Linked DNA regions of Homo sapiens: all the other regions are linked to region 4. A link is a loop called in an ENCODE intact Hi-C map of the cell type or tissue named here. Cell type or tissue: sigmoid colon. All regions are shown on one strand.

Region 1 (4,000 bases), 240 kb before region 4:
CCTTGTTTGCACCTATAGTCTCAGTTCCTAGAACACTGCTTGTCACCTGTAGGAGCTCCATACATTTTTTTTTTAATTGAGATAGTCTTGCTCTATCACCCGGGTTGGGGTGCAGTGGTGCCATCTCAGCTCACTTCAACCTCCGCCTCCGAGGTTCAAGCAATTCTCCTGCCTCAGCCTTCCGAGTAGCTGGGATTACAGGCATGTGCCACCACGCCCGGCTAATTTTTGTATTTTTAGTAGAGACAGGGTTTCACCATGTTGGCCAGGCTGGTCTCAAACTCCTGACTTCAAGTGATCGTTTGCCTCGGCCTCCCAAAATGCTGGGATTACAGGTGTGAGCCACTAGGCCCAGCCAGTGCTTCATACATTTTTTGATGAATGAATTGAGCAATATTAAGATAATAACAGTCTTATTTTTAACCTGGGTCCCAACACAGCCCACATCCTGTAAAATAAAGCTCTGGGATAAGATAGCACACACTGAGAGCTAAAAACATTTTAGCAATTATTCCTTGGGTTTCTGACTTAGAGGAACCAACCCAAAGCCCTCCTGAGTATTATTTCCCCTGCTCAGAGTTCCTGTTGGTATGAGCGGCAACATCACATAACATTCCCATCATTGTGGGAGAAAATTGAAGTTGCTGGCATCTGTCTCTTAACATAGCCTTTTAGAAGTGGGTCTAAGAAGTGGCTATTCGGCAGCTATGACTTGCATCTCTACTATGTGTGCTAGGCAATTACAGAAAGTGAGAAAATTGTCCCGTGTGTGAGTATGTAGACCATGTCTCACCCATCCAATCTCCATGTGAGCACAATACAATTATCCTCATTTTACAGATAAGTAAAACTAAGTCTCGGAATGACTATACAACCTGCCCAAGATCTCACAGCTTTCAAGGCAGAGATCGGAAACTCAATTGCCTGTAATACAAATAAGAAACTTGAATACTAAGGTCAGAACATGATATGAATTCTGTGAAAAACTGTCCAATGGGCCTGGCATGGTGACTCATGCCTGTAATCCCAGTGTTTTGGGAAGCTGAGGCAGGCAGATCCCTTGAGCCTAGGAGTTGGAGACCAGCCTGGGCAACATGGCAAAAACCTGTCTCTACAAAAAAAAAAAATTTTTTTTTTAATTAGGCGGCTGTGGTGGCACATGCCTGTAGTTCCTGCTACTCAGGAGGCTGAGGTGAGAGGATTGTGTGAGCCCTGAAGGTTCAGTGAGTTGTAATCGTACCACTGCACTCCAGCCTGGGTGACAGAATGAGAACCTATCTCATAAACAAACAAACAAACAGACAAAAAAAAAAAACCCTATGAAATGGAAAGTTGGCAAATCTCAGTAATTTATGTTGATGAGCATAATTAGAAAACCTTATGTTTGTATCTGTACCTTTGAAAAACAGAACAAAGCAGAAAAATAATAGGTTGTAGACATCTTCAATGGTCAGTACAAACAAGGGTTTGCTCATAGTTGAATCAGGCAACTGTAATACATATGCTTACAGCAAGTACCTAGAGATGGGGACTAGCCCCTACCTGGAGTATTCCCCCTGTTAAACCTATAAGGAAAATATATATCTCGGTTGAGTATCTCTAGAGAGAATCTAAAAGAATTTAGTCTCTTATGTTGTATCTCACAGTTGAGAGCTGAGATCTGGCTTTTCGGTTTCATTCTGTAATAGCTTCCTTTAGTTTGTGTTTATGTTAGACATATAAAAGACTCACAGTCATCTATTCTCTCCCAGGTTTAAAAATGGCCACATCTTCCACTCTCATATTGCAATTTGGAAACAGTGAAGACTAAAGACCAAGAAGAGAATAGTTTCTGGTATTAGATTGCTTGATTAGTTTAAAACAAATATTATTATATTTTTAACTAAAAACCCAAGGGAACTCATCTTGGTCTATAGCCACAATCACTGTAAATAGTAACTCTAGGACACAGAAGGAGTAGTTGAAATCCTCACTAAATCCCCTCTATTGGAGTAAACCGCACTTACATGGTTACCCTGATGGCTTGATGTGTGCATTTCCTTTTGGAATGCTGGGTTTGCAAAGATCTTATTTAAATTCAGACTCTTTTTTACACTGGGTCTTGAAAAATTGGGATTTCTTTTAACTGGACAGGAATGTTAATAGGCCCTGAAGCATCTCTTGCTTAGATGGGCCTGGTTGAAGCCACATTCTGTAAGAGGGACAGCTCACTTTTTTCAGACACTCCGGTCTGTGGAATTTTATCTGAGGTAGAACCAAGTTGAGATGGAGAGCCATGGGAATACCCGAAGAGAGTCCTTGAAGTGGAGCTTAATGAAGCCTGCAAAAGGATTCACTGAGCATCACAGAAGGCCTGGTCTGTGCAGAACTAATTAGTTTGTTAAGTATAACCTGTTGTATTCAATGTACGCAGTGCCTTATGTGATACACAGATAACAATGGGTTTTTCATGAGAACTTTCCATTCTTCGTCTAAAACTAAAAATATCCTTAGACAAACATGGCAAAAGAGGAAAAAGTCTCTGGCTGGCCTGGCCTGGATTTCCCACATACAACTTCCTCACCAAGTGGTTGTTTCTGTTACCATGGGCTACTAACATTGGCCTGTTTCCTCTGGTTCCAACTACAGTTGCTCAAAGTTCACTTGGAGTATCTAGATTTCATCAACAATAATCTTAAGACACTTTTCTCCCTCAAATACTCTCCAATGTTGTCTAGACTGGGTATATTGATTATTATTCTGGATAGGATTTCTCTTTCTGTTTGGTCCTAATTACAACTCTGAAACTAATCTAGTTCTGTTCTATAGAAATATAATGAGAACTGCAAATATAAACCACATACGTATTTCAAATTTTCTAGTAGCTACATTAAAAAGAAAGGTAAAATTAATTTAATAATATATTTTGTGGAACTATATATAGTATCAAACATATTATATCAGCATGTAATCAATACACAAAAATCATTAATGGGATGTTTTACATTCTTTTTTCCCTGTCAGACTAAGTTTCCAAAATCTGGTGTATATTTCATACTTACAGCACATCCGAATCTGGACTGGTCACATTACATGTGCCCAAAAGCCACATGTCACTAGTGGCTACCAAATTGAACAGCACAGCACAAATCTGTTCTAGGGGCCTTGGGTTCTCACCAACTGCTTGTGGTAACAGAGAGATTTTCATGTTGCTCACATTTCAGTGGGATATATAACTTCCTGATTCGGATCAACCTGAAAATAACTCCCTACTTGCCCACCAAGGAGATGCCCCATGACAATGCCTGTCGATTAAACTCCACAGCTTTGTTCACCCCAACTTCCTTGCATTATTCTTGTTTAATCACTGCATTTGTAATTGCCATGTTGAAGACAGTAATGCAAAAAGTATTTCCAATTTCATAGCTTTGACTGCATCATATTGTGTTGTTGTTGTTTGTTTTTACTTAAGTGGGGTAAGAATGTCAGGATAAAAGCTTTCTTTTACTTTACTGTTTCACCTCACTATTTTCTTTTCCTCTTTCTTTGTTTCCTGTGTGTTGAAGATGTTGTCACCTTCCTTATTCCATGGTTTATGGAGTTTCATGCCTTCTCTTCTTTCTGGAGGTCTTTGCATGCAGAATGTCGAGTAGATCATGTCTGAGGTCCCTTTCAGCCCCTCTGGAGCCTGCTTCCTGTCCACAAGTAGGGTAAGAGAAGAGAGGCTAGACAGGGACTCAGGGCTGAAGGCAGCGATGTGAGGAGTGCCAGGGGGTAGAAAACAGGGATAGGGAAGCATGATAGGGGTAGGAGGAGAAGGGAAGACAGACAGAAAGGAGTCAAGTATGTGTAAAGCATAGAAAATGGCTGGCGATTACATAGAGAAGGGTATTCTAAAGCTGGTGGGACAATCAAAATATACGAATTGTAAAGGTTAAGTGAAATGTTTATTTTAGTCCTTTCTCCTCTTCAGTCAGCCTGACTGAATACGATTAACAGGCACACTGCGCTAGCTGCATAC
Region 2 (4,000 bases), 93 kb after region 4:
AATACGGGCTAACTGCAGTGGCATTTTCTCTGGGAAGGAGTCATTCCTTCTTGCTGTTTACACCTGCTGCCTCCTTGGCTCCCCCTCCCTCTCTCTGGAATTCCTTGCAGCATGACCTTGATCCCTATGACTATAATGAAATAGCTTTCACAAGGATCATCAGTGACTTCAGACAAACAAGGTCACGGCCTCTGCTCTTGCCTCATCCTTCTTTTTTTGTCTGTGGCATTTAAAACTGCTGACCTTCCTCCTGGGGAAATTCTCTTCCCTTGGTTTTGGTCTTGCTATGTGTTTCAGGCTCTCCTCCAGCCTCTCTGATCATGCCTTCCCTTTACCTTGTTTTTGCCATGTTTCTCCTGCTCCCCTTACATGTACTTGGTTCTCGTCCTCAGTTCTCTTTGCACTCTCTCTCTCTCTTTACAGATATATGAAGTCAACTTGCCCTCTTCTGATGCCACCAATACTTCCAGTGCTAACCTCTCATGTTAAGTCTGAGACCCTCTGTTCTAACTGCTCCCTACCTTCTCCACCTGCGGGTCTCATTCAACCTTCATTTCAAAGGTTCTAAAATGGAACTCATTAATTTCCTACTAAACTTGTCCCTTTGCCAGAGCCCTTGGGACCTAGCTAATATCCTCTGCCACTCCAGGTCTTGTTGGACCCACGTTCCATCAACCAGTCATTTGTTGTCTGCTTAGTCCTGATGTTTATATTGCCTTAATTCTTCTCACATCCATCTCCCTCCTTCCCATCCTCATCTCTTACCTAAGCCATTAATTACCATGTTTATCCCACCTGCAAAGTCCTCCATTCATTCTATTCTAAGCAAGGTTAAGAGTTCAAATCATCCTCCTATTCAGAAGTCTTTAACAGCTCTGCATGGCCTGTGTATTAGTCCGTTTTCACATTGCTATAAAGAACTACCTGAGACTGCGTAATTTATAAAGAAAAGAGGTTTAATTGACTCACGGTTCTACATGGCTAGGGAGGCCTCAGGAAACTTATAATCAAGGTGGAAGGCAAAGGGGGAGCAAGGCACATCTTATATGGTGGCAGGAGAGAGAAAGAGAGTGAGGGGGGGATGTGCCATACTTCTAAACCATCAGATCTTGTGATAACTCACTTACTGTCACAAGAATAGCATGGAGGAAACTGTCCCCATGATCCAGTCACCTCCCACAAGGTCCCTTCCTTGACACGTGGGGATTACAATTAGAGATGAGATTTGGGTGGGGACACAGAACCAAACCATATCAGCCTGTTTAAAAGAGGAAAAAAAAAAAAAACTCAGTCAATATTCTCCATGTTTATACCCAGCCTTTTCTCTTTCCATCAGCTGCCTCATTCTCCCTATATTCTAGCCTAACTGGAATGAGCATCTCTCTCCTCATCCTTTTGCCTTTGTTCATGTTATGTCCCCTTTCCTTCATCTCCACATGCCCAGGTACTACCTGTCTTTCAAAGCCACTTGCAAATTCCTTCATTTCTGTGATGCAACAGTGATCTCCCGAGATGTGAGTCAACTCTTCCTCTGAAATCCCTCAATGCTGTGCCCTACCTCTCTTAAGAACATGTAGTTCAGTCTACTGACTCCATAATATTACCAGGAGGGAGCTCTTTAGGAGCAGGGTTTTTGTTATTTTTTTATTCTGAACAATGAATATAAGGCTGCTTCCTTCCTAGAGTAGATGTCCTGTAAATGTAAAATGAAAATTTGTTGTGTCCTGTAAATAGTCATGGTAGTAAAGTAGTAAATCAAGATTTGAATGCTTTTCTGACTCCAGAGCCCCACTGTCTTCTGGCCACGCTACTAACAACAGATAATGGACTCATGGGCATTTGTTTGATTGTTTGAGCACTCACTCATCTTAGTGTGTGTTGCTGTAATCTCCCCTAACAACCTGAGAGCTCTTGAAATATGAGATCTGATTATCTTTGTATCTATCAGGTATCTAACATACAGGAATACCTTGGAGATGTTGCGGGTTTGGTTCCAGACCACCTCAGTAAAGCAAATATTGCAATATAAAAGTCATACAAATCTTTTGGTTTCCCAGTACACATAAAAGTCATGTTTACACTATACTGTAGTTTACTAAGTATACAATAGCATTATGTCTAAAAAATGTACATATCTTAATTAAAAAATGATTTATTGCTAAAAAATGCTAATGATTATCTGAGCTTTCAGTGACTCATAATCTCTTTGCTAATGAAGGATGTTTGCCTTGATGTTGGTGGCTGCTGACTGATCAGGGTGGTGGTTGCTGAGGATTGGGAGTAGCTGTGTCAGTTTCTTAAAGTAAAACAACAATGAAGTTTGCCACATTGATTGACTCTTCCTTTCACAAAAGTTTTATCTGCAGCATGCAGTGCTGTTGCAGTGCTATTTGATAGCATTTTACCCACAGTAGAACTTCCTTCAAAATTAGAGTCAATATTCTCAAACCCTGCCACTACTTTATCAGCTAAGTTTATGAAATATGCTAAATCCTTTGTTGTCATTTCAACAGTGTTCGCAACATCTTCATCAAAAGTAGTCTTCACCTCAAGAAACCACTTTCTTTGTTCCTCTATAAAAAGCAACTCCTTATCTTTGCAAGTTTTATCATGAGATTTTATCATGAGAATCAGTCACCTCTCCAGGCTCTACTTCTAATTCTGGTTCTCTTGGTGTTTGTACCACACCTGCAGTTACTTCCTTCACCACAGTCTTAAACCCCTCAAAGTCATCCATGAGAGTTGGAATCAACTTCTTCGACACTCCTGCTAATGTTGATATTTTGACGTCCTCCCATGAATCACAGATGTTCTTAATGTCATCTAGAATGGTGATTCCTTTCGAAAAGTGTTTTATTTTACTTTGCCTAAGTCAGAAGAATTCATCGGAAGAATCACTATCTATGGCAACTGAATCCTTATTACCTGTATTTCTTAAATAGTAACTCTTGAAATGGAAATTACTCCTTGATCCATGGGCTACAGAGTGGATATTGTGTTAGCAGGCATGAAAACAACATTAATCTCCTTGTATATCTTCATCAGAGCTCTAGGGTGATGAAGTTCATTGCCAATGAGTAGTAACATTTTGAAAGGAATCTTTTTTATCTGAGTTGTAAGTCCCAACAGTGAGCTTCAAATATTTAGTAAACCATGCTGTAAACAGATGTGCTATCATCCAGGCTTTGTTGTTCCATTTATAGAGCACAGAGTACAATTAGCATAATTTTAAAGGATTTTTTGAATGGGAAAAGCACTGCTGTCAACATAAAGTCACCAGCTGCATTAGTCTGTACCAAGAGTGTCAGCCTGTCCTTCGGAGCTTTGAAGCCAGTTATTAACTTCCCCTTAGCTGTGAAAGTCCTAGATGGAATCTTCTTCCAATAAAAGTCTGTGGGGCCTACATTGAAAATCTGTTGCTTAGTGGAGCCAGCTTCATCCCTTCTCTTAGCTATATCTTCTGGATAATCTGCTGCAGCTTCTACGTCAGCACTTGCTGCTTCACCTTGCACTTTTCTGCTTTGAAGACAGCTTCTTTTCTGAAACCTTATAAACCAACCTCTGCTAGCTTCAGACATTTCTTCTCCAGCTCTGTCACCTCTCTTAGCCTTCATAGAATTGAAGATAATGAGGGCCTTGCTTTGGATTAGGCTTTGGCTTAAGAGAATGTCGTGGCTGATTTGATCTTCTATCCAGGCTACTACAACTTTCTCCATAATCAGCAATAAGGATGTTTTGTTTTCTTATTATTCATGTGTTCACTGGAGTAGCACTTTTAATTTTCCTCAAGAACTTTTCCTTTGCATTCACAACTTGACTAACTGTTTGGCACAAGAGGCCTGGTTTTCATCGTGTCTCAGCTTTCAGCATGCCTTCCTCACTAAGCTTAATCATTCCTAGCTTTTGATTTAAGGCGAGAGACGTGTGACTTTTTCTTTCACTTGAACACTTAGAGGCCATTCTACTAGGGTTAGTCATTGGCCTAATTTCAATATTGTCG
Region 3 (4,000 bases), 310 kb after region 4:
AGATTTGAAAGTGTCCAGGTAAGATTACATAAGTAACCACATGCTAAAGATGACATATCAGGAACTGCAAGAAGAGCCAACAGTGGGTCAACGGCACTGTACTTAGTAATCAAGTCTCGGAAAACTGAGCTATATCACCTGCAATGTTTCCTGGAGCCGATACAACTTGTTCACTGATGTGAGCATGGGGAGATGCCAACAGAGAAATGAATGCTAGGATGGCACCTCCATCTACCACAACCTTGGCTTGTTCTGATTCCCAGAAGCAATGTTAGTGAGCATCCAGGCAGATTCAAACTGAATGGGACTACAATCAGTTCTGCCTAAGAAAGACACAAATTTTGGAATCAAACCAGCCCAGATTAAGTTGTCTTTGTGGGGCGGGGGGTGGTGGGGGGCGGGGGCGGGGCTGTTTTCCTCTAGAAAGTAGTTTCCTGGCAGCTTGAGTAGCTTGGAGCTAACTTTCCACATTGTTGCTATTTATGCCTTTGACAATGTCATCAACACACTAATTTACAGTGCCCTGATTGTTGTGGTTTTTCTGCAGCGGACAAGTAGCATCATCAGGAAATGAGCTTACATTTCTCCTCTTCAGCATCTGGTCATTCTTAGCTTTCCCCAGCTCCACATTGACTTCTATTCTGTGACACCTCATTTCTGTACTGTCTTTTCCCTTGTTCTTGAATCTGTTAAGTCGGGCAGCTGGCTTCACCTTTCTATTTCAGATGCCTAGTACAGGGCCTAGTACTAGATAGGTTCTCAGTATACATGTGTGAAATGAAAGCATAGCCAAAGGATGAATGGCAAGCCAGGGAGTATGTTAGTGAGAGTTCTCCAGAGAAACAGAAGAAATGGGATATTTTACATATACATATATGCACATAATATACGTATTTTATATATACTATACATATTTATATATATTACACACACACACACACACAAAGGGATTTATTTTAAGGAATTGGCCATGTGATTGTAGAGGCCGAGAAACCTCCAGATCTGCGGGGTGAGTTACCAAACTAGCAATGCGAGAGAGCTGATGGTGAGCTTCTAGGGGGAAGACTGACAGGCTTGGGACCCAGACAGAGCCATTGTGCAGTTTGAAGAAAGTACTTAGGTAGGAAGAAGTCTCTTTTACTTGGAGGAAGGAGAGCCTTTTGTTCTATTCAGGCCTTCAACTGATTGGATGAGGTCCATCCACATTAGGGAGGGCCACATCTGCTTGACTGAGTCTACAGATTTAAATGCTAATCTCATCCAAAAACACACTCTGAATAATGCTTGACAAAAGCACCCTGAATAATGTTTGACCAAATATCTGGGCACACCACGGCCCAGACAAGTTGACACAAAACTGACCATCACAGGGGGTGACAATTTTTCTTGCTGAGTTTGTGTTTAGGTAAAACTTTACTATAATTAGGCAAATAGTTTAAAGTTTTTTTTTCAAAGGACTTAGGGACCCTAAATTTGGGTGGGCTTAGCCCTGATCTCTTTCCCTGAAAGAGACAGGAAGGAGCAAAGAAACAGTGTAAATCTATCAACCCTGGTTCAGCCCGTGGTGTTCCTCATGGGACACTGAATTCCACAGTGGCTGCTGGGGTGATGGGCTGCCATGACCTACTCAGGTATAAAGTGGGAGTGAGAAGATCACCAGGGGCTGGGGACCATGTCCTTAAAATTCTGGACCATGAAACTCTTGGTCCCTGGTCATTTCTAGATATGGTCATTGCTAACCCTCAAATTGTTGTTTTGCATAAAAGCGAATGTGTTTTCATAAACAAGAGGGTTTGCTATTTCAAAAACTCAAAGACTCTGCCCTTCTAGCTCAGAAAGCTACCATCCTAAGTCCACCTCTGATGCTCATGCTCTTTATGCATGAGACCAAAGGACTGTGGCACACTCCTGCCACCTGGTGGCAACATATGAAAAGTCATGCAAAGGCTTAACCCTGAGGTTCTGATTTGGCCAAAACACAAGACAGAAAGAGCATGCTTGGAGACTTGCATTAGTGCAACAAAATTATAAGTTAATAGGACCATAAACCTGGAAAGAAAAGTAGTGATTACTGAGTTCAACTATCTCAGTTTCCAGATGAGGAAACTAAGGTTTAAAAATACTTTGTGACTCACTTAAAGATATTTCAGAGCCATGGCCTCATCTTCTCCCATCAAGTGCAATTTCTCCTTTAATCCACCTCTTTAAAAAATTTCCATACTTAGGGCAACTGAAGGCTTGATTAATTGGCAGAATGGTGAGCAATTAAATACAATTGTAAAATAAACCAAAGGGACTAATTTCTATTACGACTCCTGTTTTGTAATGAGCAAAGGTCTTTGTACATACACTTGCTCAGAAGTGACAGTTCTGCCAGAGATGGTTTGCAATGAACTTGCTCTTTCAGTTTGAACAGAGATAGACGTGCATCAGCAAAACCAAGTAAGTGATCACTCCTCTCTATAGGAATAGGATATCACCTTTTCATTTTCATGGATCAAATATGGACTAAATGTTGCTATGTTTTGCTAGCCGCTGTGCTAAGTGCTGGGAATACAATGAGGAGAAAACCAGAAGAGGTTTTTGCTTTCATGGAGCTCACAGTCTGATAGGGAAGACAGATGAGTTAAAATGCAACTACAGTTATGCATCACATAAGGACATTTGAGTCAGTGAGGGACTACGTATACAACAATGGTCCCATAAGATGATAATGGAGCTGAAAAAATCCTATCTAGTGATGGCATAGCTGTTGTAATGTCATTACACAAACGTTTGTGGTGATGTTGCTGTAAACAAATCTACCGTGCTGCCAGTCATATAAAAATGTACAGTAGCCGGGCGCCCTGGCTCACGCCTATAATCCCAGCACATTGGGAGGCCAAGGTGGGTGGATCCCTTGAGGCCAGAAGTTCGAGACCAGCCTGGCCAACATGGTGAAACCCCATCTCTACTAAAAATACAAAAATTTTCCAGGAGTGGTGGTGTACACCTGTAGTCCCGGCTACTCAGGAGGCTGAGGCACAAGAATCGCTTGAACCCGAGGGGGCAAAAATTGCAGTGAGCCGAGATTGTGCCACTGCACCGCAGCCTGGGCAACAGAGTGAGACTCTGTCTCAATAACAACAACAACAAAAGTATGGTAATATCCTAGGCTTTCACACTCACTCACCACTGACTCACCCAGAGTTGCAACTTCCAGTCCTGCAAACTTTATTTGTGGTAAGTTCCCTATACAGCTATACCATTTTTTATTTTTTATACCACATTTTTACTATACCTTTTCTATGCTTAGATAAGTTAGATGCATACATACTTACCATTGTGTTACAGTTACCTACAGTGTTCAGTACAGTAACATGCTATACAGGTTTGCAGCCTAGGAGCACTAGGCTAAACCATGTAGCCTAGGTGTATAGTAGGCTGTATCGTCTAGGTTTGTGTAAGTACACTCTAGGAAGTTTGCACAACAATGAAATCACATAATGACACATTTCTCAGAACGTGTCCCTGTGGTAAAACTATGCATGACTGTGCTGTGCAAGGTGGTAATGAAAACACTGTATGTGGGACTAGGGATAAGAGTTGAGCTAGGACTGGAGAAGACAGCTGTCAACAGAAACAGAATCAACCATAGTCCCTGGTACTAGACAGGGAGCAGTGTCTGATGGAGCCAAATTCCAAATGTGGTTGATTGTTCAGAAGTGACAATTCTGCCAGAGATGGTTTGCAATGAACTTGCACTTTCAATTTGAAACAGAGATGGATGTGCATCAGCAAAATCAAGGAAGTGATCACTCCTCTCTACAGGAATAGGATATCACCTTTTCATTTTCATGGGCCCAATATGGACTAAATATTGCTATGTTTTGCTAGCTGCTGTGTAAGGTGCTGGTGCAGACCAGCCAAGTATACAATGGCTGCACTGCCAGACTGGAGAGTCCAGTGGGAGTTGGCATCAAGAAGACCCATACAGCCCATTAGGCTGCTTGGCTATGGG
Region 4 (4,000 bases):
AGCCAACCCAGAAGGTACCTTCACGTCGATGAAGATTTTATCGCAGCCTCCAAAACCCAGCAGTAATAGGAGCTTTCAACCTGAAATACGATTGTTATTTTCCCGGTGCAGAGCTTGACAGAAAAAGTCAGCTTTTTATTAAAGACAAAGAGGTAAATTATCAGCCGGGACAGTGGAGGGACGGCGGAGACCTGGCGCGCTTCCTCCGGTTGCCACGAGGAATTTATGGGGTGGCGGCGGCCAGCGCTCAGACACCCCCCGGGTCCCGGTGGGGAGGAGCTCGGGGCAGGAGGACTTCCCTAGGTCCCTCCGGGCACTCGGAAGGGGGAGTCCTCCCAAAGCCGCACAAAGCCGGGATCATTTCAATCCGGAACAGCCTCAGCGTCCTCCTCCTCTCTCCTTTCTTCTTTCTCTTCTCGGTGACTCCCGTTCCCCTTTCGCCTCTGTCCTTTCTGCGCCTTGTTCTCGTCTCCTTACTTCTCTTCCCTCTCCTCGCCTTTCCTCTCCCTCCCCCTCCTTTCTTCTCCACCGCACGCGTAGAGTGTCATTTATTTATTTATTTATCACCCCCGCCATCAACACCCTTTTAGGGATCCCGAGCTTTTCAATGTGAGTGGGAGGAGAAAAGGGCAGGAAGTGTTGACTGGAAGTGGGTGAAATCGTGCCTCGGGGTGAGAGATTCTGCTCAGGAATATAGGGTCGGGAAAATCTTGGAAAATGAGGATTTAGATCTGTTTATGAAGCCCCGCTATCGGATGGGAACCAACTCCGCGCGCGTCTCCTCCTCTTCCTTTATTGTATGGATTTATAGGTATATATCTTCTCGGACTGTTGCTTGGGGGGAGGGAGGAGAAAGGGCGAGTATTTAAAGAGGACAGACTTGCCCAGGATCCTTAACACCGCGCCTTCACCGGATGCGCGCTCCTCAATGCAAAGGAATCCAGCAACATCCCCAATTCAGACGCGGACAAAAGAAACTTTAATTAAGGTCTCTTTCTGCCCCGCGCGCTGCGCGTTTCTCTCTCCTGAGGCTGTTGATGTCCAACTCCAAGATCCAAGAAATAGAAATGGTACAATCAGCCCATGCCCTTGAACTTCAATTGCTCCTGACTTGCTGCATTGATTTTTTTGATACTGTAGAACCCCCATCCCCAACCCCCACCGCTCCCAGTCCAATTAAAACCGTAGGAGACTTTCGACCTGGTGGTGGAGGGGGGGAACCACTCCTTTGCAAAAGAGATAGTTCAGAATGATACGGGAGAGATTACACTAAATAAAAATTCAAGGTGTGAAAGCTTCATCTTGGCTCGCGTGTCTTCAACACCATGACACCTTATCATTAAGAGCGCTGATTGTTACTTTCCGAGCCTTTAGATGATCAGCCAGAAAGTGCAAACAACGCGGGGCTGGAGGGTGTAAAGTTATTTAAGCAGGCGTTCTTTTTTTCTTTTGGTGCGCAGTCAAAACATTTCACAAGTTAGGAAAAGAAAGTGGTGGTTCCGAAGCTCGGAATGATGGGCTCTTTTCCTCCTCCACCCCCCCACCTTCCATATCAGGAAAGAAATAAAACGCACAATGAGCCTTTATTTCAGGAGAGAAGACTTCAAAATACGTGCCAGTAATGGACAATTTGAGCTTTTCACTGGAAATACTCACACCGCAAGCTGGAAAGGGATTAAAAAGCCCCACGTGGTTGATCTGGGTTTATACTTGCAACCTCCAGTTCCCCACGTATGTTCTTTGCAAAGGTTGGCCTCTAGATGGATGCAAGTAAGGGACCCTCTGGGGCTCGGGCTCGGCGCCTCGGGCAGGGCTGACGTTGGGAGCGCTATGAGCTGCCGGGCAGGGTCCTCACCGGGGGCTTCCTCTGCGGGCCAGGGCTGCCGGGCGCCACCGGGACGCGAGCGCGCACGCCTCGGCCCGGCGGCCGCGCTCCTCGCACCGCCTTCTCCGCAGGTCTTTATTCATCATCTCATCTCCCTCTTCCCCTTCTCCTTCTCCTTTGCCTCCTTCTCCTTTGCCTCCTTCTCCTCCTCTTCCTCCCCCTCCTCCACCACCACCTCCTCCTCCTCTGCCGCCGCCACCTCCTCCTCTTGCATCTCACTGGCCTGGCTCTGAGTGACAAAGACAATGTCCCAGCCTTAACTTTGCAACCACCTTGCCTCCTTCTGGGGTTCAGCAGGGGGGAGGGGGAACAGCAGCAGCAGCCTCAGCATCTCCTCCAGCTTCTCCTTCTGCTCTTCTCGAGCTCTTGGATAATTCTTCCTCTTTTTTCCCCTAGCCTTTTTCCTCATTTCTTTCTTTCTTTCTTTTTTTCCTTCCTCTCTGCTGCACGTTGTTGTTGTTATTAGAAAGGCTTCGCGCACCCCCTGGTGCTCCGGCGTTTTGTGTGGCAGGAGAAGATTGTCTTCCTTCTCTCTTTCTGTCTTGCTTTCTCTCTCCCCCTGGTTGCTCATTATTCAGAGAGAGACACAGAGGGAGGGAGAGAGAGAGAGCGCGCGAGGGAGAGGGAGGAGAGGAGAGAGAAGAGGAGAGAGAGGGGAGAGAGAGAGTGAGAGGGAGAGGGAGGGAGGGAGAGAGAGAGAGAGGGAGAGAGACGGATATCTCAGGTCATCTGCAGCTGCAGCGAGTCTGAGGAGCCGAGGAAGGCAGGGAAGATGGCGATCCTCCATTGCTGAGACCCGGCAGAAGCACATGAGACTCCCAAACAACTTCCACAACAATAACCCGAGCAGGAAGAGGAGAAAGAGAAAGAGGATAAGGAGGCGGTGGGGCTGGAGAACCCGAAGCACCTCCCGGCGCCGGGACGCTTCTTCTGTAAGTTACTGCAATTAACAACCACCTCGGGGTGGTCCGAGTGCTCCGGGGAAGAGAGCGCGGGGTGGTGGAGGCACAAACGCGCTCATTCATTCGGCCAAGGAGGGTTGGAGGAGCGGGGAGGAGAGGAAGTCCCCTGCATGGACTGGCTGTTGGAAGAGGAGAAGAAGCGAGAGAGAAGAGGAGGAGGGGGAGGAGGGAGAGCAGGAGGGGGAGGAGGAAGAGGAGGAGGAGAAGCGAGGGAGGAAGAGGAGGAGGAGGAAGAGGAGGAGAAGGTGGTAGTGGTGGCAGTGGAGGTGGCTGTGCTTTTCCTGCTGGCTGCTGCTCCTGCTGGGGGGAGTGAGCGCGGTGGCTTAATTAATTTCGTGTAGTTCTATGAAGAGAAGAGAAAATGAAAGATGAGTGAGAAGAGAGCTGGAGGCTTAGGACGGATGCTCCGAGTGTGGGGACAGGAGTAGGGACAGAGGGGGGCGGAGGGCGGGAGGCCGGAGACCTGAGCCGAGAGCCAGAGGGAGCGAGCGAGGGTCAGAGGAGGGAGAGCTCCGTGCGAGCGGCCCCGACCTGAGCGGGTTGACCTCTTTCTTTCTCTGTCCCTCTCCTTCCTTTCCCCCTTCTGTCTGCCTGTCCCCCGCCCGATGGCAAAGCCGTGCGGATTGGCAGCCCCCCTCTTCCTCAGGTATTTGGCTCTCTCTCTCTCTCTCTCTCTCTCTCTCTCTCTCTCTCTCTCTCTCTCTCTCTCTCTCTCTCTCTCTCTCCCTCTCCCCGAAGTTGGGATGCGGGGTCGGGATGTGTCGGGGGGTGGCTGCTGCAGCTGCTGGTGCCGGTGCTGCTGGTGAACAGAGAGGCGAGGAGCGGGGGGCACCGGCCGGGTGGGGGGCGCAGGTTCAGGAGCGGCTGAGGAGCTGTCTCCAGGCTGGAGGTTCAGAAGCGTCTGGTGGAGGAGGACAACGGTTTCTGGAGAGGAGAAGCCATTACACACGCTTGGCTCTCCTCTGAGGAAGGGAGAAAGGAAGGCAGGGGCCTGGGGGGGCGTCTCACTCCTGGTGCAGTTCCCAGGGGTCTGCCCTCCTTCCAGGCACGAGGGGAAGCCGCAGCCGCCCCCCATTGGAGCAGCCCCTCTTTCCCTTTCTTTATCTCCCTGTCCTCCATTTGCAAGCTGTCTGCTTTGGTTCCAGTCCAGACT
Region 5 (4,000 bases), 180 kb after region 4:
TTTCATATTTTTTTTATTTCATTCAATTCTCATTCTTATCCTAAGAGGGTAGGTAATTGATATGGCTTGAATATTTGTTCCCTCCAAATCTCAAGTTAAAATGTGATCCTCAGTGTTGGAGGTGGGACTGAGTGGGAGGTGTTTGGGTCCCCAGGGCAGATCACTCATGCATGAATGGCCTGGTGCCCTCCTGGTGGTAACATGGTAATGAGTGAGTTCTTGCTCTATTAGTTTATGCAAAATCTGATTGTTAAAAAGAGGCTGGCACATCCTCCCCTCTCTCTTGCTCCTTCTCTTGCCACATGACAGGCCCTCTCCCCCTTCACCTTCTGCTACGATTTAAAGCTTCCTGAGGCCCTCACCAGAAGCAGATACTGGCACTATATTTCTTGTACAGCCTGCAGAGCCATGAGCCAAATAAACCTCTTTATAAATGGTCCAGCCTTGGGTATTCCTTTATAGCAACGTTAAATGGACTAATAATACAGCACTTTTGTCCCTATCTCAGAAATGAGGAAAAAGTCACAGAGTAGATAGACCATTTGCCCAAAGTCTTACAACCACCAAGGGGTGGCCCTACCCAAGCCTGGAATCAGGGGCTCCTGACCCCAAAACCAAAGACTAACCACTCTCTTGTATTGCCTAGAGCAGGAGTTGGTGAATGTTTTCTGTAAAGGGCCAAATAGTAAATATTTTAGGCTTTGCAGGGCATATGTTCTCTATCATAACTACTCAACTCTGCCATTATAGCACAAAAGCAGCCATAGAAAATATATAAATGAATGAGCATGGCCTTGTTCCAATAAAACTTTATTTATGGACTCTGAAATTTGAATTTCATATAGTTTTCATGTGTCACAAAATAGTCTTCTTTTGATTTTTTTCCCAACCATTTAAAAATGTAAAACCAATCTTAGCTCACAGGCTGTACAAAAACACATAGTATGCTGATCCCTGGCCTAAACCACTACATTGAACTTAGAATAGTAATTAGTTTTTAAACATATCTCTCTTCTCCAATTCCCCCTGACCTTCTCAAGCAGGAGCCTGCAGTACTCATTCTGTTTCTCCAACAGCCCACTTAACATTTTCCTCTTCAGTGTCTTTTCATACAGTATAGGGCTGCTTCCTTACCACCTTCATGTCCTTGTCCTTCTCAGCGAGGTTGGCCCTGGCCACACATCTAAAAGTGTAGCAGCCTCCTCTACAATTCATGCCCTTTATCCTGTTTTATCTTTCTCCTTTGTACTTCTCAAGCACGTAATTTTATAACCAAGCATGTAGTCTTTCCATTTATCTTGTTATTTATCTTGTTTAGTGTCCCCAGTAGAATGTTAGTTACTTGCAGGCAAGCACTTCCCTTTTGTACACTGCTGTAAACCCAGAACCTAGAAGGGTATGTAGCGCATAGTAAGAGCAAAATAAATATTTTCTTAAGGAATCATTCACTTATCTAAGTCATTTTAAAAATCCAGCACAGAGTAGATTCTCAAAATTAAAAGCTTAGGCTGGGCACAATGGCTTAATGCCAGTAAACCCAGCATTTTGAGAGGACGAAGTGGGCAGATCACTTGAGGTCAGGAGATCCAGACCAGCCTGGCCAACATGGTGAAACCCCATCTCTACTAAAGATACAAAACTTAGCCAGGTGTGGTGGCAGGCACATGTAATCCCAGCTACTCAGGAGGCTGAGGTAGGAGAATCACTTGAACCCAGGAGGCGGAGGTTGCAGTGAGCAGAGATCACGCCTTTGCACTCCAGCCTGGGCGACAGAGCAAGACTCCATCTCAAAAAACAAAAACAATTAAATGAACAGCTAGATGAGGTATGGATCATGTTTCCTCCCAAGATCTTATGCTTTTGGGTTTGTAGAAAATCTCTCGTTTTCTATGGAGTATGTAGAGGGCAGAAACGGGCCCTTGCTTTGTCTATCTGATCTCCCTGTTAGATGCTGATCTGCACTGAGGTTTCTTGGAGGTGTGAACTCCTGACCCTGTTCCTTCTGGAATGCTGGGCTGGAGTATCTCAGGGAGGAGGCAGGACGTGACTAGGGCAAGGGGATCAGCCTCAGACGGGAGCAGCAGATGGAGCCGGGGACAGCTTGGTAAGGAAGGCCTGGAATCCTGGCAGGAAAGAGAAAAGGTGCATGCCAGGGTTCCCGGGCGGGCTGGCAGAGTAGAACAGGCTTCTTGTTAAGTTAATTGAGGTAATTTCTGCTGCCACCTTTTGGATAGTAGCAAAATTCTCTTTCCACCAGCCACTGATCATATCTCTGCCTCCTGCCACATTTCATTGTACAGACAGTGCACTAAATTTAGCTACATTTATTTAGCTGTTCCTTAAAACTTTGTCACTTAAAAAATAATTATAGGATTTCTCTGACAGACTGCAATACACAGAGTGCACCAAATTACAGGTATAATTTGGAGATCCAACTGGGATCACCAAATAAAATTGACAGCAGCGGCCTAATTCCAGAATAATCCATGTGGCACTGGAGAGGATTTGTTCCTTAGGCCCCTCTCCTTAATCTGTGTATTGAGCCAAAAGGTCAAAGAAACCAAAGCGAAATAAAGGAAGTGGCCTTTAGGCCAAGGTATGGACCCCGGGGAAGTCCAGCCTTCCTTCTGCTTGGCAGAACTGGGCAGACCACCAGGCCCCAGACGTGCTCTCCCCGAGTGCAAAGAAAGTTAACTTCCATCCTTCCACCCAGCCAGGAGCCTGACAAGGTGAGCTCTAGGAGAGAAGGGCTTCATTAATTTTTAAATTTTTCTTTTGCATTTTCTGTGATTGTGAACTACAGGAACCAAGGTTTGGCTCCCAAGGAAAAATTGATGCTCAGGAAGAAAACAGCAGGTCCTTCTGGGAAGTGAAGACACCACTCAGCAGAGCCTAAGTGGACATAAAGCCACAGAGTGATGGATAATTGTGTTACCAATTCATTTCACAAACGGTGCTGAGGTCCTGCTGAGCTGCTGCTTTTGTACAGACCCTGGGGACACACAAGCCAATCAGAAAAGTAAGGGAGACCTATTCAGCCTAAAACCTTCTGCAGATGCTACAGAAGGGCCCTAGAGGGGCAGAGAGAGCCAGGCTTGGGGTCATGCCTCGGGGAGCAGCTGGGCACAGAGGCCAGGAACTGGCAAGGAGGATGGCGCCGCCCTATTGGTGATTTTTGATGTCTGTGGATTTCCTCCTCTCTAAATCAAGCTCTGTTCTTCTCAGATACATCATTGTGGCTTTCAGGTAGGAATAAAGAACTCTCTGGCAAGGGATATTTCCCTGGGGAGCTGGGTGGAGTCTAGAGCATCCCTTCAGAAGTTAGCACTTCAGAGGTTGATTTCTGGAACAACTGGTGGCTAGGAGCACCGCCAGCATTAATACAGCGAGATAGTCCAGTTGGAAGGAATCTTTCCGATTTTCTGTTCCAAGATCTGTGTTGTTAACATTGCTAACTCAAGCCCCAGAACAGTTAAGTGACTTGTCACAGGACATAGAGCAAGGCTGGGGACAAGTCTTGAAAAGAAACTAGTTCTCCTGTCTCTCATTCCAGGGCTACCATTTATTTATTTATTTATTTATTTATTTATTTATTTTTATTTATTTATTTTTTGAGATGGAATCTTGCTCTGTCACCCAGGCTGGAGTGCAGTGGCAAGATCTTGGCTCACTGCAAGCTCCGCCTCCCAGGTTCACGGCATTCTCCTGCCTCAGCCTCCCAAGTAGCTGGGACTACAGGCGCCCGCCACCACACCCGGCTAATTTTTTTGTATTTTTAGTAGAGACGGGGTTTCACCGTGTTAGCCAGGATGGTGTTGATCTCCTGACCTTGTGATCTGCCCCCCTCAGCCTCCCAAAGTGCTGGGATTACAGGTGTGAGCCACTGCACCCGGCCCAGGGCTACCATTTTTAATGCAACTCCTGGCTAGTACAAAGAGTACTAGTTTTGGAGCCAGATGATTTTGAATTTGAATCCAGGCCCTGGCACACACCAATTCTG
Region 6 (4,000 bases), 580 kb before region 4:
GTTGATGGAAAGCCATTCAACATGCACATGGGCTGATCATCACATCAGGGAATGTAGGAGGGAAGAAATCTAGAAGTTGAATTGGGAAGTAGATCACACAAGCCCCAAGATTTGAGTTGAAATCCTCATTTTCAAATGAGCTTTTCTATATTCTGATATTGAAATTCCACAAGTGCTTCCCTATTATTAGACCCAATTAAGTGTTCTGCTCTGAATAAAAATCCTTTTTTCTTCTTCTTCCTCTCCTATTCTTCCTTCACCTTCTTCTTGTAAGAGAGAAAATGGAATAAGGTAACTTTTCTTACTCAAAACACCTCAACAAACTCTAACTCTGGATTCTGAAGGAGGGGAGTCATTTTTCAAAGTCATCTGGGGAGATTCTACATGAGATGTTGTCAACAGAGGAAAGCCACCCCCTTACCCCTTACTGCTCTTGAGTATCAGTCGGTGAGATAGTGGAGGATTTCTGCGACAAGAGACAGTTATGGATTTCTCTTCAGATAAGAGTTCTCTGGCACAAATTCTGGAGTTCCTGTTTCCTAGGGACACCTCCTCCTTGGTTGTGGTTGCACCTGATCTAATGATTCTATAATGAGCAGCAGCATGACATTGCCATCTTATATCTCTGACCCGAATGTGAATGTGTTACCAACAGAAAGGAAACTCAGGAAATGAAAACAGAAAGGATTCTATTATCAGGCCAACATGCCCACTGTTGCAGTGCTATGAACGCCTTATTGACATTCCTATTCACGTCCAACCCCAGCGTAATTAATCACTGGTGCATTTGCTATCCCAGGCTACAAAGATATGTCTTGAAGCCTTTTCAAGTTTCTTCCAAGCTTCTTGCCTTGGCATTTTCCCAAGCTGCTTCTTGAAGAACAGCAAGCTGGTATTTGGAGCATATGGCGATGGTCTGTTTGTGTGTTCATTAAATCAAGATACCAATGAAAAGAAAGCAGAAAGCTTTCTGTCCTTTAAATGAAATTGTCAACCCAGATATCTGCTGCCTCTCCCAAGTCCTGGCCTGAAATGCCTGGCAAGTGGGGCTGTGTTATAATGACAAATTAATTCATATCAGACTTTGATCATGGCCTGAAAAGTTTTCTGACATCAATTTTCAGTAGTTGCCTTTAGAAAATCAGAATACACTTAGGTGCCTCCAATTTTTAACAACAAAAGCAAAGACATCTTGCCCTATTTGGAGTGTCAACCTCTAACATGAGGACGAGAGGATAAATTTTAGGATTGTCGCAGCTATGTGGAAAAGGAAGGTGATGCTGGTGCATGGTCAAAACCCATCAGGAGGGGGCTCTCTTGCTGATGGGAGGCCTATGCACAAAGAGTGCTGTAGCTGCCTCTCTCTCCTTCATTTTCCCTTCTCTTTCCTTCTGCCATGTAACATGTCAAAAGCAAATGAAAATTGAGAGGATTCGGCTGAAAATAGAATTGAATTCTATTAGTCAGCCTAATAATGAAGGTGCATTTGGAAATACAGTGCAGTATAGCTAATGTTTACCACTTGACTACTCGTGCCCCAGGCTCAAAATGCATAATGATGCAAATTAAAACCCAGCAAATGGAGAAGCTGGAATCTCAAAGATAACCATACCTAACACAGGGTATGACAGAACATCTGCTCTTTAATTAATCTTACGTAAAGACTGAAGCACTGCATAAGGTGCACAGTGTTTATGACAACTGTTTTTTTTGTGGTTAACATGCTCCTGGACTCCCTCATGTAATTGTTGCAGCTTTGTAACTCACACAAAGCCCAGCTGAACAACCCCCATCAGCCAGAAAGGAAAATATGTGCAGGAAGGGTACTGAGATGAGAATATGAAGATTTCAGGATATAAATCAGGCCAGTCCCCAGTTGCAATGTTCATTCCTTACTTGTGGGGTTGGACTGGGTGGTGGAAACTTAATCTGAGTATTTTATGTTTTAATATGGGAAATTAACTGTGTATGTGTTTGCATACACACATATGTATAAAATATATTTATATATTATATTTTATACTTTATAAAGAGCTCAAAGAGCTTGAACATATAGTACAGTGATTACAATTATAGGCTTTGGGGCCAGCCTGGTCTGTTAGAATATTGGTTCTTCTGTTTCCTAAATCTGAAATATTGAGTAAGTCACTTAACCTCCCTTTGCCTCAGTTTCCTCATCTGTGTAAAAGGCCTAATAATAATTCCATTACCATGTGCTAGGCCTAAATGTATTACTTCATTTACATGAATTAACTTATTTAATTTTCCCAATAACCCTATCTCATAGTGAATAAGCTAATATGTGTGAAACTGTCAAAACTATGAGTGATACATTTTTAAGTGTGCAATAAGTATTAGCTATAATAATTATCATGACTTTATAAGTCATCTAAAAATATATATTATTATTAAACACTGACTACTACTCTGTAAGAATGGGTCTGTTAGTTTTCCCCAACTTTATAGCTGTCAACCGAAGCTCAGAATGATTAATTCAGGTTCCCAAATCTACTCATTTGGAGAGTGACAAAACAAGGATTCTAGCCCCAGATCATCTGACTTTAAATTTTGTGCTTTAAGCTTTTCTTCTGAAATTGGAGTGATGGGTAATTGTAGAAATTGAGGGGGTAAAAAAGAGGAGAGCCATTTGAAATCCATTGTAATAATGTGTCTGTTCAAATCAGTCCTACCAAATCAAGCATGCTCAGCTGTAAAGAAAATGGAGGTGATCTCAGATGTCAAAACACTTCCCTGTGAATATTACTATTTTGGACACTGGCCATTTTAAAAATTTCAATATTCATTTTTTTCCTCAACTGCTATTTCGTATTCCTGTGGTATTTATTCACCAAACATGATGTTAAGATTATGAAAACGATGAGGAGTCAAGGTCTTAATTTTGCTCTGACACGGAATCTATTCCTATTTCATATACAGGTTGGCTGTTATTTTCTAGCAGATGCTTTCAGGTTGATGCATATAAAATTCACACACTGTGTAGAATTAAGTAGAGGGGGAAAGGGGAATAGGAAAAAAGGATGAAGGGAGAAGTGAGATGCTTATTTTTTTTTGACACCAAAATTGAATCTTTCAGTGTAAGGATTTCAAAGTACTGACAACCATTCTCCCATTTGCTGGGTGAGCTTCCTTTTGTGGTATTATTTCCCCATGGATATTGAGAGTCTTTCTGAGATGAGCACAAGAAGCTAATCACAAACAAACAAAGAGAAGATTGGTAATGCTGATTCCCAACCACCTTGTTCCTTCCACTGGAGGGGGCTCTCTCAACCCCTTCTCTGAGGATGTGAAAACAAACCAGATGGGTGTGCTATCTCCATCTTTTGGCCTTTAGCAGAGTCTCTGGAACAAAGCAGGGCAGCAGGGCTTCTTGAAGACTTGCTTGGAGAGAGAGAGAGAGGCTGGATGGAATCTTGAATAAAAATGATAGGTTATGCTTTAAGCTGAATAAAAATAAGCCATCTGAAGAATATATAGAAGTGGCATGCATGCTGCCTCTGGAAAGATTCATTTTTATTTGTCTATCTATGTATAAAGGAGGAAGATAGATAAATGGAAAGGGAAGTGCCGTTTCTGTAATGTTCACTCTGGTGAAGGGTTTGCAAACAGTATAAAAATAGTGGCTCTTCCAAAATGACGGCTTTACTTGAAGTTTATCCACCTCTCTCCCCCTTGCTCATACCCCTCACCAAAAAAAAAAAAAAAAAAAAAAAAAAAAAAAGAAATTCAAAGCTAGCATAGTCACTGTGGGGAAAAGACAGCGATCTTTTGTATGTTGTTATAATTAACCAGGCCCATTTCATCATCAGATTATAGAATGGGATGCAGTGTTAAAAAAAGAACTAAAGGAAGAAACCAGGAGAAGTGGCCATTTTAATTGCATGTTTATTCTCTCTTCGCTTTCCCAAATTGGTTTCGTTTCCTCTGAGTGGGGTTAGTGCCAGGGTATTCACATGAGCAGGGGCCAGGGTGGATTCCAACA
Region 7 (4,000 bases), 160 kb before region 4:
ACAGAATTTTCAAAAACCCTACACAAAGCTCTGCTAGGAGCATAATGATTCTGCAGGAAATTTCCAAACTGTGCTCCATAGATGTCTATGAGTGAACAATGTAAATTAACATCTTATATCAATGCTCATAACATCCATCCATTGGTTCATTAAACTCATATATTGAGTGCCTATTTGTACAGGACAGTTTGTCAGGGACTTGGGTGATAACAGGGAACAAATATACTCCATGTGAGCAAGTTACATGGTGGTCCTTTCAGTAGGCTTTCCTACTGTGTTAGGAATAATCTAAGTTTTTAGAAGTGTTATTGAATTTTGAGAATATTGTTTAAATGTTAGAGGAATGCATTCTTGTAACGGAGCAAAAAAAATAAGAGTTTAGGAACCCACTTCTCTTCCTGACTTTACCAACATATGAGGCCTTGAATAAAACACTCTCCTGCTTTGGGTAGCTCCTGTACTTTCCTGACATTTAAGGCTTTTCAAGCTCCTCTCGCTTTGTTTTCAGAGACAGTACAGTAGTTTCACCATGAAATATTTGACTAAGGGTTAAATCTGGAACCAGCATTTGTTTCACTCTTTTAAAGTTTGTCTTTATCAAATAGAGTGTCATGGCAGGAAGCTGGGTAAAGATACAGTCCAACAGAGGTCCTTGGAGAGGTAAAATGAAGCAGGACTTAAAAAATAGTCTCCCAAATCCTTTACTAAGCTGAAGTGTCCACAAGGGCAAGGTTTTAGGATGCCTCATTCACCACTATTACCTTCTCTCTCATCTCTACAATGGTGCTGGTCCATGGCCAACTCTCACAAGTATTTGTAGAACAAACACATGAATGAATCAGCTTATGATGACAAATAATATCACAGCATAAAACAGCTGATATAAAGTAAAATATCAGCTGATGATAAATCCTCCCAACTGCTTTATCAAATCTTTTGGAAACTTCCCTGAAAAGATGACCATGATTCTACATGGATACAGTTGCCCTTGATGCTGAAGCAGCATCTCAAATCCCCTCAATGGTCTCCATTCATAAATTAGAAGATTGGGATAGGGTTGAAAAGGCACTTTCTAGAAGCTTCAGATCTTGGATTCTGACTCTGGCTTTTCCCTAGCTAGCTGTGTGGCCTTGAGCAAATCGTCTACTTCTCATGACCTAAGTTTTCTCATCTATAAACAAGAGGTTTGGGTTTCTAAGACTCCTTCCAGCATTAGGAATTTAGAAAGAAAGTGGAAAATTATACACATGTGGGCATTTTAAAATTAGAGTTTCACCATCCAAAATGCCTCTGTTACTTTATTAACTCCATTCCTGTTTTAAACTTGGAAAATTGGCAAAACGAATGCAACTGTTTCAGAAGTTAATGTTGTGTTGGATCAACACAGCAAATAGACACTTGCCTAGAGAGTAATACATTTGCCAGAAATGGGCTGGCGCTGAAAACCATTGCCCTGAAAAGCCCTCTCCAGCCCGCCACTCACATCTTTTTCTTCCCACAACTCAACACCCAAAGACCAACTTGAACTGAGGTTAGAGGTACAAAGCAGCAGTAGCCTCTCACCTTAGGACTAAACATTGAGTCATCTCCATTGATAGTCCAACCATAACCTGGAATTCAGTGTGAATAACTGATCTTCAGCCTTAATCCTTCATCCTGAGTCTGGGGAAAATTGGAAAGAGTGGTTTATTCATGCATGTATCCCCAAGTACTTACTGAGTTTCCAGGAAGTGCCATCACCCCTAACTCATTCCTGACTTGCACTGGACTCCTTCCCACTTACTTTCCCATACCCCCATGCTGTCCTCGCACACTCACCTATTACTCAACTCCACTCTTCTCAACAATAAACCTTCTGTTGGCTGCTTCACACAGAAACCTTGACTGCATGTAGATGACCTGGCCCACCAAGTTTGAAAACATTGAAATGTCCAAGACCTTGTTAATATGATTTCTTTGGGCCAAGTGAGTTGGGCTTGCCACCTGCAGGAAAAGGCCAGGTAGAAAGAGTTCAGCCCCAGTAGGCACTAAGCCACAGACTAAGGATCATGATTGCATTTCTTCAGAGATTACAAACTGCCCAAAGAATGTCTCACAGTGGCAAGGATTCGTTATCTGAAATGCGACTATTATGGTCCTGTAAGTACAGATGCTGACATGTTAATGTTTTCTAATAGGTGTTACTATTATGGGCTAACAGGATCCCTGGAGCCATTAGAACCTTAACCTTGTTAGACCTGACATAGTTTGGCTGTGTCCCCACCCAAATCTCATCTTCAATTGTAGTTCCCATAATTCCCATATGTTGTGGGAGGGAGCCGGTGGGAGGTAACCGAATCATGGGGGTGGTTATTTTCATGCTGTTCTTGTGATAGTGAGTTCTCACGAGATCTGATGGTTTTACAGGTGGCATTTCCCTCTTTGCTCGGCACCTCTCCCTATTGCCGCCATATGAAAAAGGAGGTGTTTGCTTCCCCTTCCACCATGATTGTAAGTTTCCTGAGGCCTCCCGAGCCATGCTGAACTGTGAGTTAATAAAACCTCTTTCCTTTATAAATTACCCAGTCTCCGGTATGTCTTTATGAGCAGTGTGAGAACAGACTAATACAGAACCCTCATCCCCATCAGGAATGAGAACCAAACCTTGAACTCTTGCCAGTAGCTATTTGACATCATTGATTCCTACTGCACACCTAGATTTTGGAATATCACCTATGCCTGTGTTCCCTGCTCATCCATCAGAAACTCCATTAAAATCTTCTTAGACCTCTGATTCTAACTGCTCCTATTTTACCTAGTATTGATTATCATGTTCAAGAGCTACTCAAGGAAGCCAGCTAAAACTGGTTAAGCATCATGCCCAGAGTAGCAGAGCTCACATGGATAGAGTCCAAGGCCAGTTTCAAGCAGGCACACCTAAAGTAGTGTATCTGCATGAAATGAAATCTTACGGAAATCCTGCTGGGACCACGGTATCCACCATCAAATCCAAAGGGCAGAGCAAATACAGGAACGAGTGAATAAACACTGAGATTAGTAGCAGGATGGATCCGCAGCAAAACAGAGCACACATCAATGAATAATTCAGAGTAAGTGGTGAGAACTAAAACTGTAGACCTAAGTGAAAGATGTCCCCTTGTGAACCATATAGTACATGGGACAGGCAGGGAAGCTTTAAAAAAGACCATGATGTTTGTAACACAAAGGATAAATGCTTGCTGAAATAGATACTCCATCTTCCATGATGTGGTTATTACACATTGCATGCTTGAATCAGAACATCTCATGTACCCCAAAAATATATATACCTAGTATGTACCCACAAAAATTAAAAATTAAAAAAAAATTTTAAAAACATGAGAATTGGACCTGCATACTCTTCGGGACTTGCTTTTTTTTATGTGAGACTGAACTTTCTTAGAGCATCTGTAGATATGGCCTCCATTTCATCCAGGCTGTTCTATTTCATTGCTAAGCCAGGCTAAAATTTTACTTATTTCATACTGATAATGTATTTGGTTTGAATTTGTTTCACTTTTTATGGAACAAAATTTAAGATAATCATTAGAAACTCCAATTAGGGTTTGATAATACCGTACGTATTTATTTGTATTTCAGGAGATGGGGTAAAAAAAAGTTTTCATCTACCAATAATGTAATCTAGAGAAACTAAGGCTTTGTTTCATAGGCTCATTCTAAGTGAGAAACAAAATAGTACAGAGAGTATTTGCCTCCCCAATCCCCTTACAAATGAGGAATACGGAGAATAAGGCAGAAAAGCTAACAATTTGCCCTAGGTCACACAGGTAGCTAGTGTTGGAGTTAAGAAAGTTCATTTCACATGGCTCCAAGTAAGCAGGAAAAGACTTTCCCAATTAGTATTGTTTCTCTGGTTTACTTGGGCAAGCTAGTCAGTGGTCTTCGTTTCCAGAAACATTTGTGCAAAGCATATCATCCAGTCTCAAACGCAGCCAGATTCAGCAAGATCAAAGACAAAGTT

What was found. A loop is a pair of places that touch in the nucleus more often than their neighbours do. Peaks named below come from ENCODE experiments on the same cell type or tissue, not always from the same donor. Only the 100,000 strongest peaks of a DNase experiment are listed, where the experiment ranks them.
Region 1: it touches region 4 in a loop (2.1-fold over the local background); 3 of 110 quality-filtered maps call a loop at or near these places.
Region 2: a loop joins it to region 4, with 2.0 times the contacts of the local background. A loop is called at or near these places in 21 of 110 quality-filtered maps.
Region 3: it touches region 4 in a loop (11-fold over the local background); 23 of 110 quality-filtered maps call a loop at or near these places.
Region 5: a loop joins it to region 4, with 4 times the contacts of the local background. A loop is called at or near these places in 9 of 110 quality-filtered maps.
Region 6: it touches region 4 in a loop (3-fold over the local background); 11 of 110 quality-filtered maps call a loop at or near these places.
Region 7: it touches region 4 in a loop (2.6-fold over the local background); 18 of 110 quality-filtered maps call a loop at or near these places.

The regions. Positions count from the first base shown.
Region 1 is chr9:106,623,025-106,627,024 of GRCh38, forward strand. All of the region lies in intron 1 of LINC01505 (long intergenic non-protein coding RNA 1505), which reads left to right. Among named protein-coding and RNA genes, the nearest start is that of LINC01505, 9.0 kb to the left of the region's middle. In sigmoid colon, no CTCF peak of the experiment used is centred here; no DNase peak of the experiment used is centred here.
Region 2 is chr9:106,953,242-106,957,241 of GRCh38, forward strand. The region is part of intron 7 of ZNF462 (zinc finger protein 462); the gene reads left to right. Among named protein-coding and RNA genes, the nearest start is that of ZNF462, 92 kb to the left of the region's middle. In sigmoid colon, no CTCF peak of the experiment used is centred here; no DNase peak of the experiment used is centred here.
Region 3 is chr9:107,170,443-107,174,442 of GRCh38, forward strand. It overlaps the pseudogene LOC644661. Among named protein-coding and RNA genes, the nearest start is that of RAD23B, 110 kb to the right of the region's middle. In sigmoid colon, a CTCF peak has its summit at 1,916 (motif pointing left); a DNase peak (open chromatin) is centred at 1,929.
Region 4 is chr9:106,860,539-106,864,538 of GRCh38, forward strand. It overlaps ZNF462 (zinc finger protein 462), which reads left to right and starts at 2,628. Exons shown (of 13, transcript NM_021224.6): 1 at 2,628-2,817. In sigmoid colon, CTCF peaks have their summits at 2,333 (motif pointing left) and 2,540; DNase peaks (open chromatin) are centred at 263, 2,123, 2,533, 3,543 and 2 weaker places; H3K4me3 peaks cover 4,000 bases; H3K27ac peaks cover 3,679 bases.
Region 5 is chr9:107,041,969-107,045,968 of GRCh38, forward strand. The region is part of intron 4 of LOC340512 (a long non-coding RNA gene); the gene reads right to left. Among named protein-coding and RNA genes, the nearest start is that of ZNF462, 180 kb to the left of the region's middle. In sigmoid colon, a CTCF peak has its summit at 2,244 (motif pointing left); a DNase peak (open chromatin) is centred at 2,123.
Region 6 is chr9:106,283,158-106,287,157 of GRCh38, forward strand. The region is part of intron 3 of LOC107987108 (a long non-coding RNA gene); the gene reads left to right. Among named protein-coding and RNA genes, the nearest start is that of MIR8081, 320 kb to the right of the region's middle. In sigmoid colon, no CTCF peak of the experiment used is centred here; no DNase peak of the experiment used is centred here; H3K4me3 peaks cover 373 bases.
Region 7 is chr9:106,700,103-106,704,102 of GRCh38, forward strand. No RefSeq gene overlaps it. Among named protein-coding and RNA genes, the nearest start is that of LINC01505, 86 kb to the left of the region's middle. In sigmoid colon, no CTCF peak of the experiment used is centred here; no DNase peak of the experiment used is centred here.